2 separate regions of the Homo sapiens genome follow, and region 2 is linked to region 1. The links are chromatin contacts, found by Hi-C or POLR2A ChIA-PET in ENCODE. All regions are on one chromosome and are shown on one strand. The core of a region is the stretch at or near the end of the contact, and the rest is flanking DNA. Distances in the headings are between cores, read along the strand shown. Region 1 overlaps JAZF1-AS1 (JAZF1 antisense RNA 1). Region 2 has its middle 110 kb from the start of JAZF1.

Evidence for each region. A loop is a pair of places that touch in the nucleus more often than their neighbours do. ChIA-PET counts read pairs that join two places held with the same protein, here RNA polymerase II (POLR2A). Pooled maps may share reads with other maps.
Region 2: a pooled map shows a loop between it and region 1 (11-fold over the local background). The contact joins two enhancer-like sites. A Hi-C loop is called at or near these places in 10 of 50 pooled maps. POLR2A ChIA-PET finds 5 or more read pairs at or near these places in 2 of 52 experiments (activated CD4-positive, alpha-beta memory T cell and activated T-cell).

Annotation. Positions count from the first base shown.
Region 1 is chr7:28,203,932-28,210,792 of GRCh38, reverse strand. The region is part of intron 2 of JAZF1-AS1 (JAZF1 antisense RNA 1); the gene reads right to left. Among named protein-coding and RNA genes, the nearest start is that of JAZF1, 27 kb to the right of the region's middle. RefSeq lists an enhancer at 2,863-2,942. Within about 2 kb of position 2,997, at least 5 of the 41 ENCODE cell types and tissues checked have a DNase peak (open chromatin) inside an H3K27ac peak, as active enhancers do.
Region 2 is chr7:28,288,655-28,295,395 of GRCh38, reverse strand. No RefSeq gene overlaps it. Among named protein-coding and RNA genes, the nearest start is that of JAZF1, 110 kb to the right of the region's middle. RefSeq lists enhancers at 1,689-2,654, 2,655-3,622, 3,623-4,590 and a silencer at 3,532-3,826. Within about 2 kb of position 2,343, at least 2 of the 41 ENCODE cell types and tissues checked have a DNase peak (open chromatin) inside an H3K27ac peak, as active enhancers do.

The DNA.
Region 1 (6,861 bases), core at 1,748-4,247:
ATGCCAACAGAATATGACTCAGAAAGCCATTAAATTCAAAATATAGAAAGAGAAAGACCCCCAAGCACTGAGCTTTTTCCCCATGCTTAACAAAAGTAAATTCCTTTGGCCAGAAGAATATGAAATGAAGATTTTTAAAAATTGTCTTCAAAAAAAGGCAAAATATTTTCTTAAAAGCAGTCTGTAAAATAAAAGATAAGTTTATTAAGCAAAGATTTTATTTTTCTATATTCATAAACATATGTCAACAGTTTGCAAATTGTGCCCAAAGGGGCAGCCCTTCAACTCACTGGTAAACAGGTATTCTGTGGACCATCCCAGCATGCACTTCCTGACACTGCCTTCTGGGCCAAATTCCACCCTCATCTACTGAAAGAGACACAGTGAGAAGTTCAAAATCTTAGCTTAACAGGTGTAGGAGCTGGTCTCTAAGTAATCCTTTAGAGAAAGGATTCAGGTCCCAGATCACCTCCCTCAAAAGAAGCATGTGTAATCCATCCCACTCAAATGGCCAGTCGTACAGTGTGGGGTTTGTATTGAATGTGTACCTGTGCTAGGGACCAAGGGTCAACCTGGACTCTGCTTTCCATGATGAGGGAGCACAGTGCCCAGAGAAGTATTAAGTCCTGCCCTGTCTATCTTAAAATCATACTCAAAAAGTTCTAGTTGTCATGTGTCCATCATGTCATTTAATATCATACTACTTTCATAAAATGCAAGGATAATGAAATATCACAGTTCTGAAAGTCTCAAAAAAATTTTTTTCATTCATCTCAAAATTATTCGGTTGGTGCAAAAGTAATTGTGGTTTTTGGTTTTGCTTTCAATGGCAAAAACTGTAATTCTTTTTGCACCAACCTATAAATCACTCTATGGACTCCTTAAGAACTGTATTAAAATAAGTAGAGAAGAGGCAGGCAAGTAAGTTATGAAATAAGTTTCCACTCACCATATTTTCTTTAACTCAGAGTTTTAGGCAGTTTAACATCAGATAGGATGAACAATTCCTCAGCCATGCTTAACTTTCTTTGTTTGCCAGGGGTGCCATAACAAATACCCCAGACTGGGGGGGTTAAACAACAGAAATTTATCTGGAGGCTGGAAGTCCAAGATCATGTTAGCAGTAGGGTCGATTTATTGTGGAGCCTCTCCCCTTGGTTTGCAGACGGCTGTCTTCTCCCTGTGTCTTCACATGGTCTTCCCTCTGTGTGTATCTATGTCCTAATCTTCTCTTAGAAGGACAGCAGTCACATTGGATTAGGCCCCATTCCAGAAACCTCATTTAACCTGAATTACCTCTTTAAAGACTATCTCTGAACACAGTCACTTTCTGAGATATTGGGGATTAGGCTCATGCCTGTAAACCCAACACTTTGGTAGCCTGAGGCAGGCAGATCACCTGAGGTCAGGAGATCAAGACCAGCCTGGCCAACATGGCGAAACCCCGTCTCTACTAAAAATATAAAAATTAGCCAGGTGTGGTGGTGGGTGCCTATAATTCCAGCTACTCAGGAGGCTGAGACAGGAGAATTGCTTGAACCTGGGAGGTGGAAGTTGCAGTGAGCTGAGATCTCGCCACTGCATTCCAGCCTGGAGGACAAGAGCAAAATTCTGTCTCAAAAGAAAAAAAAAAAGAAAGAAAGAAAAAGAATCTGGGGGTGATATAATTTAGCTCCTACAGTAGGTATTGATTAAGAATTATTCCTTTTGCCTGGATTAGAGCCTTTATCAATAATAATATCCACACATTTTAAAAATAGACAAAGCTTATTCCATGACTAAAATTTCTAGAAAACTTTCAGAGCTATGTGGACAACTTCATTCTTGGAGAAGTAGTTCCCTAGCCCACTAATTCAGAGGCCATTCAGGTCTCTCTGCACTGTATCTTTGAAAGACCAGCATTGGTATTAAATTCCAACTTGGTCAATAACCTTAATGGGCTTACTATATTTTTTTTAAGTCCAGATACTATGGGGCTTGAGGATATGATTGAGCCCTCAATTAATACTCATCTTATGGTAGGTTTTGAAAGCAGCTGTGGTCCTACCCAGGAAGGTCCCCACCTTGATCACAATCTCGTGGCCACAATTTCTAGACAAGCCAAGATGGCATGCATTTGAGAACATAGCTTTAAGAACTATCTGCCTTCCCCCAAATTCGAGGCTGTGGTGAAGCTCTCCTACATTGCTAGTATGTTGGAGTGTAGCTTGTTAATAGCTCTCAAAAGTAAAAAACAAAAGAAAAATGTATAATAAAATCTGATCCTGAAATCTACTTCTCAACACTTACCATACAGAAAGATGTGTGTGTGCCTGTGTGTGCGTGTGTGTGTGTCTGTGTGTGTGTGTGTGTGTAATATATATGTGATGCATACATGGTGGATGAAGAATTTTCGCTGCACTATTATTTATAATACAAAACATAAAAACAACATAAATATCCATCATAGGAGAGTGGTTAAATAACACTGGTATATGCATACAATAGAAAATTATGCAGCTGTTAAAAAATTGTACTGCTATTTTTGGTAATGGCAAGCTAGGTTATTCATACCAACCCTCCCACTGAAAGCAATTTAAAATGCTGGCTAAAATATTTTTAAATTAGCCCTTAAGACAAGGGAGATCCAACAAATAACAAAAGATATCTGAACAAAAGTGAGAACCCAGAGAGATAAGTGATCACAGCAGCCATCTTTATCCTGAGATCATTTGTCAGTCCCAGCAACTTCAAAATTCTACTTGTTGGGGTGAAGGGAAATAAATCAAAGCACTCAAGGTACCCCAAGACCAGAAATATAACCAACACCAACACCATCTCCAGGGGAATGCAAAGGAAGTTGCCTTTATGCTGAGCTGAACAAGAGGGAAATCCCCATCCTGAGATTTTTTTTTTTTTTTAACTACAAATTAGCTCTAACAAAAATTTTTACCTAAAATTTACATCATCTGGGTGGTCCACAAGAACCTCAAGCCATGAATTTAAAGTGATCCCAGGCTAAATAGTACAGTTTTTATGCGGCAACTACAAAAACAAATTCTCTACAGAGGAGGCACCTTTATCCTTGACCTCAAAGAACCCCCACATACAACTTTTCTAAGGTGATGAGAAGCACACAGCCAAAAATAACCAACCACAGGAAATGAGGCATCATGAGCAAGAACAGGAACAATAGAAAGTAGAAACAGACCCACAAATAATTGAAGTATTGGAATTATTAGACACAAGCTTGAAAAAATTTCTGCAGATATAGAAAATATAAAAGGTGATCTAGCATAGTTGAAAAAGAACTAAATGTTTAGAAATGTCTAGAATGTCTAGGAATGAAAACAATAACTCAAATTAAAAACTCAATAGATGGGCTTAACAGTAGCATTAGATACAGAAAAATGTATCCATGGGTTCAGTGTAATCACAGCATTTTGGGAAGCCAAGGCGGGAGAATCACTTGAGCTCAGGGGTTCAAGACCAGCCTAGGCAACATAGCAAGACCTAGTCTCTACTAAAAAAAAAAAAAATTAGCTTAGTGTGGTGGCACATGCCTATAGTCCAGCTATTTGGGAGGCTGAAGTGGGAGGATTACTGAAGCCAGGGAGATCGAGGTTGCAGTGAGCCGTGATCATGCCAATGCACTCTAGAATGGGCAACAGAGACGCTCTCTGAAAAAAAAAATGTATCCAGAATACACTAAGAGGCGAAAAAAAAGATGGGAAAAAATGGAAGACAGCTTAAGATGCCTGGACTGTAAAGTGATAAGGTCTAAAATACATTTAACAGAAATGATATTTTCATTATTCTGAAAGATAATAGCTACCAATGCAGAGTTGTATATATTTCTCAGTGACAATAACTTTCAGTAATGAAGGCAATAAAGACATTTGTAAAGGAAAAACACAACTTAATACTAGATGTCCCTTATTCAAAGAAATTCTAAAGGTACAGCAGTCAGAATGTAAGTGAACTCAGGTGGAAGGTTTGAGATATGAGAAGGAAGTAAACACAGAAAAAGAGAGAGGACGTAAGAATGGCAAGCAGAGAGGGGTGGGGCAATGGCACGCGAGGGCAAAGGCAGAGGTTGGACAAAATGTTGGAGTGAACCAGCCCACACCTACAGCATCTTTCCCCCATCCCACATAACTTTTGGGGTAGGAGTTTCAAGTACCTAAAGGTAGAATTAGTCGACAAAACAAAAACCACCAGTTAGAAACTGAGATAAAGGGGATCATGAGGTTAACTTGTAGGCGTAGGGGGAGAGAGGTGTCAAGCATCCTGAATGGGCAATATGACAAAGGAAATAAAAATGAAATGACCACCAACAATTCTATGTAAAAGTGGTTGTGAATCTTGACAATGAATATGTAAAAAACTGCAGTTCTTCTATGGAGGCAAGAGAGTAAAGAGATAAAGGAGACCTCTATGAAGGTAGCCAGCCAGGTAGCTGGGCCTTGATGTAGTCACTGCCTCTTAGGGGCTTGTCTTTAATTCTGTAGGTCCCAATCCTCAATTTGTCAGTGGACTCAGAAGGGGAATAGTCTTTTAGATCTTGACTCTGGGCTGCATGTTTCTTAAAGCATAGCCTCTGTAGTGATCAGAATGCTTGCAGCCACCTTTAAGGTCTCTAATGCCAGAAACAAGGTAAAAATAAGAATATATATTGGTATTTTCTTGCATGTGGCTAAAGAACTCTTGGAAGGATGTTTCTGTGTGTAGAGAGCTGGCTGGCTAGATGACAGGAGTGGAGGAAGGCTTTTTTGGTGTATGCATTCACATGGTCCAATAATATTTAGGTCATCTGAATTATCTATAAAATTTAATTAAAGCAATTATTTCCCCTTTTTCCCCTCCTCTGAAAACTCTCAAAAACATAAAGTGTTTGAGCAACTTGGTGCACTTATGAAGGTGGGTAGTGACGGATCCTTTCCTCTGTTCTTAGAACGTTGCCATAAATCAAATCATGTATGCCTTACTGCCTTAAATTGCACACTCCTTGCCTCATGGGGCTCAGACACATCACAACCTGAATGCTTCACTGTCGCCTCTTCTGGGCCTCCAAGGAATTGACCTCTCCTGAGCTAGGAATAAGCCTACAATTAAATTAAGCCTTCAGGAGTTAGAGGTGACAGCCACTAGGGTGACCAACTCATCCCAGTTTCCCCAAAACTTTCCCCAGTTTTAGCAATGAAAATCTCATCTCCAGGGAAACCTCTCAGTCCCAGGCTAAAGGGGACAATGGGCCATCCTGGCTGCTACCAGCTTGGCTGATGTCCCATCCTCTTAGAGTCCAAATGACTTCAAATTTATGAAAAAACAAACCTGGTTGAATAGAACCTGAGTAATACTAATAATGATATCAAACAATACATATGAAACAATTACCGTGTGCTAGACAGTGTTGCAAGTAGTCTATTCATGTAGACTCATTTAACCAGTCATAATAACTCTAACTCCCTGTCATGGATGAGAAAACTGAGGCCAAGGGCAATTAAATAACTTGCCCAAGATTACAGAGCTAGTATGTAGTAGAGCTGGGATTGAAAGTCAGGTAGTCTGGCTTCAGAGAGCAACAACTTAACAATTTCACTGTACTGCCTTTTGCTGTATTATGTTCCCCACATAATTTTTATTCTTCAAATGTTGCACCCTCTTCTCCCATTTCTTATCTCTGTTGTCCCCGCTGCTCATATCTCAGCTCCAATTCCCTTATAAATCTCTTCTTACTTCTATTCTATTCTTCTTTCATTCGACAAACACTGCTGTTGTGCCTACTGTGTGCCGGGCTGCTCTCAGGAGTTCTCAGTCTAGAGGAGGTACCAGACATATAAATAGCCAATAGCATAGTGAAGAAGTTCCCAAGTGTTCTCAGTTCATGGTGCCTCTAGCATCTCCATAATATTTCACAGTACCCCGAGGTCAAAAGAAATACCTAATGGTTTTATTTTTTAGTTTAATTCCAAACAACTGAATAGTAGTAGTAAATGTGGTTCCTGAAAGATGGGTCTGTGTTTCTCTCAAAAGGTAAAAGATCCTGCAGGACTTTCCTCTGTGTGGCCCTCTAGGGCACCCTGGTTTGGGAACTGTGGCCATAGCAGTTCTGTGGTCAGCTCCTAGAGTGAGTTGCTTGGGTTCAAATCTTGGCCCACCCCTTACAGTGTGAGTTTAGAGGTGTAATGAGGCCTCCCGTTGTCCCAGCACCATTTGTTGATAAGACTATTATTTCCACCAGTTTTCCTCATGGGTAATGCGTATTATAATAGTAGCTATATCATAACAATGTGGCATGAATTTAAATAAAAAACATGTCACGCTCCTGGAAAAAAGGTTGGCATCAAGCGATTAGAATGTAAGTTCCACAAGGGCAGGAATTTGGCTCTGTTTTGTTTATTGTTGTATTATCCAGTGCCTTGGACAGTGCCTGGCACTGTTCTTTTACCTTCTTTTTTTCTCTATTTAAAATAAACTGCAAAAGAGGGCAGTCCTGATTCTGATGTAATTGGCAAGGGGCAAACCTAAAAGGAAGTAGATTTCTACAACGGGTAAAAACTAGGAGTAAGTTGTGGGTTCGGTTCCTGGACGGAAACCTCATTTTCATTATGGGAATAAGGGAGGCACGTAATCCTTGCACCATTGCTCCTGGCGCTTGGTGTATCATACTTTGCAAGCAAGTCTTTTTCTGGGCCTTTCCCTGTGGGTTTTATCAGTGGCTCCCTCCTGTGAGATCTTAAAGTTTCATCAGACTAACTTATAGACCAGACAACATGGGAGGTGTTGGAGAGGGTGGGACCTTCAGCAGTGCCATTTCCTGTGATATACTTGGTGCAGCTGGTATGATAAGGTGAAAAGGCATTTTCCCCAACCCTTACT
Region 2 (6,741 bases), core at 1,094-3,593, 85 kb before region 1:
GCCCAGGCTGGAGTGCAGTGGCACAATCTCGGCTCATTCCAACCTCCACCTCCCAGGTTCAAGCAATTCTTCCATCTCAGCCTCCCAAGTAGCCGCGACTACAGGTGCCTGCCACCACACCTGGCTAATTTTTGTATTTTTAGTACAGACGGGGTTTCATCTTGTTGGTCAGGTTGGTCTCGAACTCCTAACCTCAGGTGATCCACCCACCTCAGCCTCCCAAAATGCTGGGATTTTAGGCATGAGCCACTGCACCCAACCATGGCTGACATACCTTTAACATGCTATGTTATTACATGCTATGTTAGGGTGGATATGAAGAAATAGGCATTCTCATACCTTGTTGGTGGAAAAATAAATTAATACAGCCCCTGTGGAGGGCAACCTGTCAGTGTTTATCAAAATTGAAAATGTATGAATATATCCAGAATTGGAATTGCTGGATCATATGATAGTTCCATTTGTAATTTTTAGGGAAACTGCCACCCATGAAGACATGAAACATGACACAATGTTCAAGTATACTTTTTTTCTTGAAATGGAGTCTCACTCTGTTGCCTAGGCTGGAGTGCAGTGGCGTGATCTCGGCTCACTGCAACCTCCACCTCCCGGGTTCAAGCAATTCTCCTGCCTCAGCCTCCCAAGTAGCTGGGATTACAGTGCATGCCATCGCGCCCAACTAATTTTTGTATTTTTAGTAGAAATGGGGTTTCACTATTTTGGCCAGGCTGATCTCGAACTCCTGACCTCAAGTGACCTGCCTACCTTGGCTTCCCAACATGCTGGGATTACAGGCATGAACACGGCACCCGGCCTCAAGTATACTTTTGATAAGAGAGATGTAAATTAAAATGACACTAAATCATCTACATCAAGTCAGCCTCCATTCATCCATGCATTCATCTTTCCATTTATCCGCTAAATACATGTTGCATACCTTTTGACTCAGTGATCTCAATTCTAGTAATTTATTCCCCTGTCGCTATGCTAGTGTATAAGAAAGGTGACATTTATGCAAAGTTATCCATTGCACTTTGCTTGTAAAAATCAAGGCAGGAAACAAATCCAACCATAGAGAACAAGTTAAATAAATCATGGTACATCTATGCAATGGAATACTAGGGGATCATTAAAAAGAACAGGAACATTTCTCTTTGTGCTGCTATAAAAGAATCTCCAATAAATATTATTATTTGGAAAGCACATGTATATAGTATGTCACTATTCATATTAAAATAAAATAAAAAACAAATATTCTTTATGTTTTTGCTTGTTTATGCATTTCATATCTCTGGAAGGACATAAAAGAAAACTGGGGACCGTGGACACCTATGGGGACTGGAATGGCACCTGAGGGACTGGGATGGGATGGAGGATTTTTACTGTGTATCCTTTGTACTTTCCTAGTTTTTGTAACCTGTGACTATGTTACCTATCATTTTATTCATTGTTTTAAAAAGAGGTATCCATCCTGATACTGGCCTAAATTACCAAGAGAACTGGCATCCACATTCAATTGCTAAGACTACAGTTTTGGGTTAAATAAATTTTTCAAGTTGATTTTTTCCACACTGTTGTCAAGACAACCTTCCCTTTCTCCACAATATTGAGAGAATTAGGTGTCAACCTGGCATCTAGACAGAAATAGCTGCTTAATTCCAAACATGGATGGGTTAGGAAGGCCAGAAAGTTATTGTTCTTATAGATTCATGTAACACCTTGTAAATACTTTTTGCCCAGTGGGGGTTCAATAAATGTTGCTGACTCATCGGTCACAGGGAAGCAATATTAACTCAGAAGGACTAACTGAAGTCATTTAATCAGAAAATCAATTTCATTTTCCTTGTCATGGGGAAAATATTTCTGCTAAGTCAAGAAAAATGTAGAGTTAATTATTTTGTGTCAAGGAGTCAAATGGAAAGCCAGGAGTTAAAGTGTTGAGAACAAAACAGTTGCAAATCAATTTGCTTTGCATTACAGTTGGCAGTCTTGGGCACACTTAGCCACATATGGAAGACATGTTTACTATTTCAAGAATATAGTATCACTTTACAGTGCTTAGTATTCAAAGTCCCACATTGTATTGCTTTTTTGTAATTTTTGAGCAATTTCTGTGCCAACATTTGGCACAAGGGGTACTAGAACCCTACAATAATTGCAAACTTGCTTCCCTCCCTCTAAGCTTTACTTCTTGTGGCCCTAAGACCATGATTGTATCAGATATTAATCTAAAACCCAACCACCAAATGGATTTTATTGAAGCTGCTGTAATTCCACCACCAGAAAACATGACAAATAGCCAACCTGTCACTGAAGATTTATGTTTGGTTTTGAAACCCATTATCTTTCAGGAAATATTGCCTAGTATGATTCACTGAGTAGCAGCAGTTTCATATAGCCCAAGGTTTTTCGATATTGATTTCACGGCATCGTTATTGCAAATCAGAGTGTCTGTGCTTTGCTCGAATCACACGATTGAAACCAGTCAGCTTCAGGGATCATTAGCAAAAGTAAATGTACCCTGCAATACTAAGAATCTCAGACAGAGCTTCTACATGCTGGGAATAATGCCGCCTACATTTCCCCCTCTGTTGAAGGTAAATTCAAGAAGGGGAAATGTGTTGCTTTGACTAAATTGACGGAACAGCTGAATGCACGCTGCTTTTCACTGCTGGTAAATGAAATGGAACCACTTCAGATCTATGCAATATTGGAGCCTGAAGGGGCCTTAAAGATCCTCTAGTCCCAAACTCTCCCTTAACATAAACCAAGGCTCAAAGAGGTAAAGTGGCTTCATACCAATGCTCTGCCACTCCGCCATGTCTAACAGCCCTGCCCATAACCAATGTAGTGAGGGCATGGTGTGGAAAGGAGGCAACTCAAGGGACCATGAGCACAAATCACTCAGGGCCATGGTTCTGTCACGTCTCCCTTTCTGTTTCACTTGGGGGAATCCTCTTGATTAGTTAGGTGAGGGCATTAAACACTCTTGTAATGATGAAAAGCTCAGGGCCTTGCAATTTGGGGTGAGATGAGGGAAGTGAAGGCAGGGGACAGTGGTAGAGGGTGTTCAAAATTACCTTTACAGACCATTTCAGCAGACTGTTATTAATCAATATACTGCAGCCAAGGCACAAACTCTTACCATCGCCAAGTGGGTGTCCTAGCTGCCTGTTCCTTTCTCATTTAATTTTCTGAGTTTGGGAATCTAACTTTCTTTCTCTGTTCTCACTTTACTAAAACTTCTCTTCAGCATTAGACACAGCTCCTCCTTCTTAAAATACTTTCCCCTCTTTGTCCTTAACCCTACAATCTACTAGTTTTCCTTCTATCCCACAGGCAGTTCAATGTCAATCAGATTTTCTCTCTGTCCCTGACCTCTCATTTCCTCTCACCCACTTTCTCTACTTCATGGCTAATAGGTATCTCATACTTGACATGCGCAAAAAAGGACTCATCATTTATTTTCTGCCACCACATATTTTTCCCCCACCTCACCCTCTGAATGAAAACAATTCAGAGAACCGTAGTCTAAGCCCCCAAGTGTGTCTCATTCCTGAACAAATGGGAGAGGAGGAGTATGCAGAAGTCACCAGCTGCCTGGCCCCCACTGGGGTGAAAGCTTTGATTCCTCGGGGAGTCAGCATTGGCCTTCAAAGGCAAATCACAGTCTGCAATGTCAACTATTTGCTGAATGTGGCACGTTTGTAATGCAAACTCAGTCTGGCCTGATTTGGGTCAAGAAATAGCTCCAGTTCATGAAAGCATGAGACCTCCCAGCACTAAGTCAAGGAGCAAATCAGCTATTTCTTAGTTAATGAAAAATTCCTTCCCAAAAAGCAATAGGTGAGTAGAGTCATTATTGATGTGGAAAGCCAGGGGGATGGGGTAGCAGAAGCAGATTGACAGAGGAAAAACCTCATTTAAAAAACACTATCCCAGCCTGGGCAACATAGGGCAAACTTGTCTCTACAAAAAAAAAAAAAAAAAAAAAACAATAAAAATTAGTCAGGCATGGTGGCACACACCTTTAGTCGTAGCTACTTGGGAGGCTGAGGTGGGAGGATCACTTGAGCCCAGGAGTTTGAGGCTGCAGTGAGCCATGACTGCACCACTGCACTCCAGCCTGGGCAACAGAGCAAGACCCTGTCTCTAAAAACAAACAAAAAAAAAGGAAGCAAAGAAACACTATTAATGAGAAGTGCTGCTTCATATTTTCCAGTGTTGTCTGCTGTAATTGGCAATAGGAGAAGTTCTGGGGCCTTACTGCAGAGGGCATTTTTAGAGCAAACTGGTATCTGGAGTCAACAGCCACATGGAAAGAAGAAATGAGGCTGGGGGAGGGAAGCTGGAGCTCATGATCATAGGTTTTCTTCTCACCTTAAGCACTATTTGATAATTTGAATTACAACACTTATTTTCCATCTTCCCTCTTATACTTGGAAATAAAGAGCCATGATCAAAACATATATAATCCAGGGTTTCTCAACCTCTACTCTATTACATTGTGCGGTGGATAGTTCTTTGTTGTGGGGGCTTGTATTAATCTATTCTTACATTGCTGTAAAGAACTACTTAAGACTGGGTAATTTATAAAGAAAATTGGTTTAATGGGCTCATGGTTACACAAGCTGTATAGGAAGCATGGCTGGGGAGGCCCCAGAAATCTTACAGTCATGGCAGAAGGCAAAGGGGAAGCTGGCAAGTCTTACATGGCTGGAGCAGGAGGAAGAGAGAGTGAAGGGGGATGTGCTACACACCTTTAAACAAACAGATCTCATGAGAACTCACTCACTATCACAGGAAGAGGAAGGGGAAATCTGCCCCCATGATCTAATCACCTTCCACCAGGTCCCCACCCCAACATTGGGAATTACAATCGACATGAGATTTGGGTGAGGATACAGAGCCAAACCATATCAGAGCTGTCCTGTGCATTGTAGAATGTTTAGCAGTATCCCTGGCCTCTACCCACTAGATGCCAGTAACACCCTCTCCCCACTGCCGCCCTATTTGTGACAACCAAAAATGTCTCCAGACTTTACCTAATGTCCCGTAGGTGCCAAAATTATCCCAAGCTGAGACCACTGGTCTTAGGTTATTGAAGTCTCAGAAGGTAATCCTAGAGAAGTATCTTAGGTCAGGTTCCCTATGTAAGGGGTTTACTGGGAGTAACACAAACAGTATCTATAGAAGGCAGGTTGGACAGAGAGTAACACTGAACAGAGATGCAGTTACAATAAAGGTTTCAACAGATCGCTCGAGGGGCTCTGGAGCCCTTCAGTGTTGTCCCAAATACAGGCAAGAAGTTGAGTTCTTCCCTCTCCACCAGCCCTCCCCTCCCCCCACCATTGGATGGGCATGACCTTGTCAAGGCTGCTCTCTTCCATTAGTGGGCCATTCCCAAGGACAAACCCAGCTATGAACATGCTCTTGGCAGTTGAGGGGATGAGCCCCTCAATCCTGAATGGGGGATCTGAAGAAAGTACCACAACATTAAATATTAGAAGAGAATAGCTTCAACTGCTTTGAGGCCATGGTCATAAAGATCGAGCTTGGCTGTCTTCAGAATAAACCCCGAGAAGGCCTCAATTTCACAGTCACAATTTTCTTTCATAATCCAATGCTGTAATGGCCCAAGAAAATTAGAAGAGCTACTTCTGACCTCAATTATTTTTGAAATGTATCTAATTTGACTGTGGTTTTCATAGATTCATAAGTTGGTTTTTATAGGTTAAAATGCAGCTAAAACCTGCATAAAGCTGCCTAAAGCCATGCCAAGCTCTTTTTCAAGAAGTGTTTAAAGGCCCCCTTGGAAATGATCCGTGGCTACTGATTTTTAATTTGTTTTGTGAAGGAATAAAGTTAAAAGACTCTTTTTGACTCTCTGAGCCAAAGTGAGTGTTCCACAGGTGATGGGATTGTTCCAAATCATTCCTGGAAAAATGCTTGCTGGGCTGGTCATAACAAACTGTAACTTGCCCCTGTCACTGTATGTAATTTAGACTCTTCCACTCAAAATGTGGTCTGCAAGCTGCAATTCCACAGCACCAAGTGGTTGGCTTTGCATTATCTCATTTAACTGTAAAAGGACAATCCTATGACCACGTAAGGCACTGTTATTCGTTCCATTTAACCAAAGAGAAAGCTGAGACTGAGAGCGTTTATGCAATTTACACAAAGACACCCGATTGGTAAATGGCTGGGTAGGGACCAGAATCCAAGTCTATCTGACTACAGAGCACCAGCTTTTGTTTCATGGTATAAATATTCTGAATCACAAAGTCACTAGTTTCCTTTATATGCAAATTTCTGGACCCTGGGACTCCTGAAGGAAGAATCATTACAAGCACTGATTTTTGTTCACCTGCCAGACATATATTCCTCAGCTGTTCCTTGAGATCGTGACAGACTATAGGAGCTATGGTTATGTTTACAAAACACTTTCCCTTATGTTTTCCCAATCCTTATTACAGCCATCTGAGGCAGGGAATAGTATCCTGATGTCTTAAGTGACAAGAAAAGGCCCAGGGAAGGACTTGGTCAATCAACAACTAAATGGTACAGACTTCATTCTGGCTTAGGCTTTTGTCCCTGACCTCTGTCTTCTCAGCACCACTGGCAGATGCTCCAAGGCCATAGTCCTGACAAGTCTGTATTCACTTCCAATGAGCCATGGAGCATTTCTCCCTTCAGGAAAGCCCTCTTCAAAATGGGTTCAATTTGGAGTTGGTCAGACCC